Linked DNA regions of Homo sapiens: region 2 is linked to region 1. Evidence: chromatin loops called from intact Hi-C (ENCODE). Cell type or tissue: breast epithelium. All regions are shown on one strand. Links, peaks and the distances in the headings refer to the core of each region. The heading gives the core; the rest is flanking DNA. Region 1 overlaps RIMS1 (regulating synaptic membrane exocytosis 1). Region 2 has its middle 63 kb from the start of RIMS1.

Region 1 (2,827 bases), core at 303-2,802:
AGAAGCCATGCTCAAGTAAGCCAGCCCCAGCCGCGCCATCCATGCCTCCGTGCCTCCATCCGTCCATTCACCACTCACTCCCCTAGTCCTCGCGGCTGAGTGTGGGGAAGGGGCTGCCAGGGTGCTGGGTGCGGACGGAGGCGCCCGCCTTGGGCCAGGGGCGCGGGGCTTGAGCAGGGAAGAGGTCAGGGGACCGGAGGAGGGAGGGGATATGCCACAGATCCAGGAACCCAAAGGCCGGGGGAGGATGACTTGAGACTGGGGTGCAGAGGAGGGATGGGTGGACGGGGGCCACGCTCGTGGTGGGAAGTGCAGAAGCTGAGAGGTGCTGATCCCACCCAAGTGGAAGGTCCCTGGGCTGGGAGCAGGTTAGGGGGCAGGGGATGAGTAGAAACAAGGGGAGGCAGGATGAAGAGGTGCTGAGGACAGCTCCTCTTCTCTTCTTGGAGTTGTTTAGCTGGTCGGGGTTACCCCAGTGAAGGCTGCCTATATTTATATAATAAAAATGCTTATTTTTAGTGTTCATTTTAGTAATCATTCATCTCACAGATCAAGGTTGGGTCTTTTTTTGGGCAATTGCCATCTTTGGTAACCTGCCTCCCCAGCTTCTCTTTAACCTTTTATTCAGAGTCTTCTACACAGCATACCTGTGTGAAGACAGATTCTCTTCTCCATATGTAATGCCACTGGCAATACAAAGTTTTTAATCATGGGAGAAGCTGACAGGGACTCTGGCCTGAATAACATAGAGGTTCCTCTTTAGTGGTTTCCAAGAGACCTCTGGGGCCTGTTCAGTTCCTGGAGGAAACAGTCCAATAAGGGATTGGGAATTTGCACTCCTCCTCACTTCTTTAGAGCGCATCAACCCTTCAAGGGATTTCTGTCTGATGCCCCATTTTCCTGGTGATGGGGAGAAGATGGGACTACTTGCTGGTGGTGCAGGAGTGTGTGACACTGTGCTGCTGCTTGCCTCAGACAAAACTGCTTACAAGGGACTGGCAGAGAGACGGGGCTTTCCTTGCTTAGCATCACCCATAGAGTAGAGCTGAAGGAGGCTTCAACCCTGCCTTTTCTTGGGAAGTCTTCATGTATTCAGGAAAGTTTTCACTCTGAAGCAGGGGAATGTAGGGGCCCTGACTGTGACTGACTCCTTGGTGTCCCCTGCTTAGGCTGGAAGGTGTATCTGGGGCCAGGGGATTGGCATGAAGAGCCAAAAGGAACCTGTTGCATCTGGAGTTACCTGATAGCAAAAGAGGGGTGGGGAGGGAGCAGGGGTGAAACCCAGACACAGAGCACATTCTGCATGGCCTCTCCCCCACCCCCTAGAAGTGCCTCCTCGAGAGAAGATGCTGCCGAAGAAGATTTCTTCTGCTTCCCCTCAGTGCAGCAGTGCCTCATAGGAGAGGAATGGAGGGAGGCTGCATTCACAGACCGATGGTTCCCCAACCAGGGCAACTGACACTCAGATAGGGGAGGGGGATACTGAGGGAGAGATGTGGCTGTTAGGTCACAGCAAAATAGTAGAAATCCAGTCATTCCTGTTCTTTCATTGTAGATTCAGAAAAGGGCCATTAACTCCGAAGGCCAGAGCTGGCCTGGTTCTATAAAGAGCAGCAGGTTTCTGAATTCCCTGCTCCTTCTCATCCAAAAATCAAATACTTTAAGCCTGCCGGCTTGAGGGAGGCAGAACCCTCGTTAATCTGCTGCCTGTCCCTAGTGGAAGAATGACGTCCCTGGTGCTGCAGGCTTCCCCTCTTCTGAGACTGGAAGTAATGGATGGTGTCTGATAGTGCTGCTGTCTGTCTGTCTGGTTGTCAGTCCGTCTGTACTCACTGGTTACAGCCCCTGCCACCTGTCCTGAACACCTTTTCGGCTTGTCAGGATTTACAGGTTTGCTGCTGTTCCTTTTGCTGTTTGCTGCAGACAGCAGGTGGATGGAGGCCTCCAGTAGCTAGTGGAAAATATAGGCTGCTGCTTGCCAGAGTCCGGATAGGAAGGGGAAGGCACGGTGCAAGTAGTGGCCATCATGCCTCTTCATTGGCTGTCTCAAGCATGGTGGAGAGTGAGGGATTTTAAGTGGGAGTGGGTGAGTTTTAGGACAGAATTCCAAACCTGCTAACTGCCAAAGGACAGCAATTATAAGATTGTATGGGCTTATATGGGCAAATAAAAATTAGGAGCACTGTCCAACTGCTCATGTCTAACACATCTTTTCCGCTGCTTTTCCTGTGACTGCTTTCTACTGGCTTGCATATATTGTTCCTTTGTTGCATGGATTCACAAAATATCACTGTATATGATGCTGTTATACAACAGCTCTCTATAATCCTGGACCTCTGTATTAACTTTATCCATCAGCCTCCTCTGCTAATGTCTTGGCCTTTTGTTCAGTGACAGATTGGTGAGTGTTTTGGAATCCCAGTTTGCTGCCATGTAAGCATGTCATATTGTCTGCAATTAGTGGAAAAGTGCTGTAATTTTTTTTTATAGGGGACACTTTATGTCTTAAAAACTGGGGATAATGGGAACTATTTAGATGACACATATATATGAGGACATAATGACACATAGTCATAGATGGTGGCCTTTTTAAAACTTTGTGTTAAAATAGATTGGAAAACAGGATTCTTTTAACAGGGCTTTAAAATATTGTTACATCAGAGAAAAGTTTTTGTGGTAATTATGGGTGATCATAATCACACATCTGAGAAATTACTTTCACAAAACGCTCTACAAAGCTTAAGTTCTGGCAATACGGCAATTAGACTTAAAATTCACTTGTGTTATTGGTGCAGAACTATCTCCTTAAGCTACCTACTGTGCATGC
Region 2 (2,827 bases), core at 192-2,691, 65 kb before region 1:
ATTTTTCCTGATCACTCACCCATCAAATTTTAATATCACAGGTGTAGTCTATATCTGTTTATATACTCTATGTATATAATAGATATGTATATCTGTGTTTTATTTGCAAAAAGAATAAGTATAATTATTTTAATTCAGTATAAGACTAAGTACAAATTTTAAACTAAAAGCTAAATTAAAAATCGCAAAGCTATTAACATTTAACTTTTTAACTGTATTTGTTGACTAACTTATTTACTTACATAAATTTTCAAATTACACATTTAAGATATCAATTTATATAAATTTTTTTTTTCTCTCTCTCTCTGTGACTGGAGGCAAGTTTGCTAGCTGAGTTGCAAGGCCCTGAACTAAGTCACTGACTGGTGTCCACCTGGGAAGTTGCCAGCAGTAGCAAGGCAGGCTGCTGACTGGGGAGGAAAGCTTTGGGCACCAGGAGAAAACAGGGCAGAGGGGAAACTCTGCCTCTTGTTCTCTGCAGTTCACAGTGGTACCCCTGTCTGTTGTGCTGTATGTCTAGATTTGGCCTGTAGGTCACACTTTGCAATCCAGTAACCAAATTATTAACTTGTAAGGCAGTAAATAGATTTAGCAGGCTAATGTGTTATGTGAAATTGTTCCATTGCACAAAATGTTACATCAATGAGTAATATTATTATGCTGTCCTATATTTCTTTTTGTTTCCAATTAGCAGGGATATTTTTATTGTATCTGTTGATGGAAGTGTTTCTTTAGAAACAAAGTCCTCTAAACCAACAGAGACCAGTAATACAAAAATAGGAGGCAACCTTAGCAGGTATATTATAATTAGCAGTGATGATATATCTACTCATGATTCCCAGATGTGTTTATTTTGACTATACCCTGTTCTATGGCAGAACACACCAATTCTGCAAGGTGTAATTTTGCAGATGGCAGTATAACTGAATCTTCCATGAGCCATTTTATCATTCTGCTGAGCCAGCAATTTCTGAGAAATGGAGTAAGTTGTAAGATTACTGCAATTCAGAAACATTGTCACAGTTGTTATGTTTCTTTTGTGGTGAAATGAGTCACTTAAGTGGAAACAATGTTATGTGGACTGAAAACAGTCACTATGGCAATTTGAAAGTTCATAGATGATGGTGCTAGCAAAAGCGTGCGACAGCCATGGAAGACAAATCTATATCTGGAACATGTGGCTTTTGCTCTGAGGATATATCTTCACCTCTACTATGATGAAGCAGATCTGATGTAATTTATGGGTTAAAGTAGGGGGACCAAGGAACAGCTGGTCCCCCCAGGGCATGATGATTATTGACAATTAAACATTGGCTCCTAATGTTGGTAGGTTGGGCATTTAGCAGTGGTGGTAGTTGTCTCACACTTGATGGGGTAGATGCCCTGCTCTTAAGTCCCTGCATAAGCCTCTATCACCACCTTCATGGTCACTTTGTACATGGGTCCATTTGGCAAGTAGCAGGTGGCTGAGTAAAGAGAATGACTGACATTCGCAAGATGGTTCATTTAATCCACCTAATTATTGATAGCCTCTCAAAATTATAAAATACATGTTAATATTTATGTACCAAACATCATGGTGGTTTAATAAACAAAATAAATTCTTCTAGAAAATCATGAAGAGCTAAAAATTTGTGCACAAAATTATGGTGTTAGATTTTAATACATTTTCTCAGAACTTAAACATCAGTAGATAAAAGAAATCAAAATGGTATTTGAAGATTGACTAAATGAGCTCAGTTTTTATTCATATAAATATACATATAGGTATATATGTGTTTGTATCTATACTCAAGACATTTTTCTATTATGTCCATAAAACACCAAACTAATCATATGTTAGACTGAATCACAGAGAACAGCCATTTTTATGGATCAAAGCAGTAAAATATTGGTAATTTCATACAATTTGATCTAATAATTATAAAAAAAATTTAAAGAAATATAATAAACTCTATAGATAGTAATCAATGAGACAAACAAACAATAAAACCTCTCCTGCAAAAAACAAAGATTTTAAGAAACTAATAATCAAAACTAAAATTACAAGTTCATTAAAAAATTCAAGAAAGGAGGGGACAACATAAAAATATATGGCATCTACATAAACTAAACTCAGAATAAATTGTATTCTTAAAATGTACAACAGCAAGTTTTAAAATCAATATATGAAATGTTAAAATTAAGAAACTGGAAAAGTAGTAAATAACTTTAAAAAATAGAAGAAAGGAATTATTCAAGATAAAATTTTAAATTTGATCTTAAAACCTTAAGATTAAAAAAACAAAAATAGGGTAGTAGGGAAAGACAGAAGCAAACACCATATATATATATAGGTTTCTATATGTGTGTGTGTGTATATATATATATATAGAGAGAGAGAGAGAGAAGCAAACACCATATATATATATATATATATATATATATATATATATATATATATACACACACACACATATTTACATATAGAAATAATATTGATTGGGCCTGGTGTGGTGGCTCACACCTGTAATCCCAGCACTTCGGGAGGCCAAGGCAGGTGGATCACAAGGTCAGGAGATTGAGACCATCCTGGTTAACATGGTGAAACCCCGTCTCTACTAAAAATACAAAAAAAATAGCTGGGCATGGTGGCGGGCACCTGTAGTCCCAGCTACTCGGGAGGCTGAGGCAGGAGAATGGTGTGAACCTGGGAGGCGAAGCTTGCAGTGAGCCAAGATTGCACCATTGCACCTCCAGCCTGGGGGACAGAGCAAGACTCAGCCTCAAAAAAAAAAAATTGATTCTGGCATTGTGACCTTGAAATCTGTAACCTTGGTGAAGTTAT

Evidence for each region. Peaks named below come from ENCODE experiments on the same cell type or tissue, not always from the same donor. Only the 100,000 strongest peaks of a DNase experiment are listed, where the experiment ranks them.
Region 2: it touches region 1 in a loop (24-fold over the local background); 1 of 110 quality-filtered maps calls a loop at or near these places.

The regions. Positions count from the first base shown.
Region 1 is chr6:71,887,173-71,889,999 of GRCh38, forward strand. It overlaps RIMS1 (regulating synaptic membrane exocytosis 1), which reads left to right. Exons shown (of 34, transcript NM_014989.7): 1 at 1-15. Among named protein-coding and RNA genes, the nearest start is that of RIMS1, 2.0 kb to the left of the region's middle. In breast epithelium, for the core only: no CTCF peak of the experiment used is centred there; no DNase peak of the experiment used is centred there; H3K27me3 peaks cover 1,177 bases.
Region 2 is chr6:71,821,865-71,824,691 of GRCh38, forward strand. No RefSeq gene overlaps it. Among named protein-coding and RNA genes, the nearest start is that of RIMS1, 63 kb to the right of the region's middle. In breast epithelium, for the core only: no CTCF peak of the experiment used is centred there; no DNase peak of the experiment used is centred there.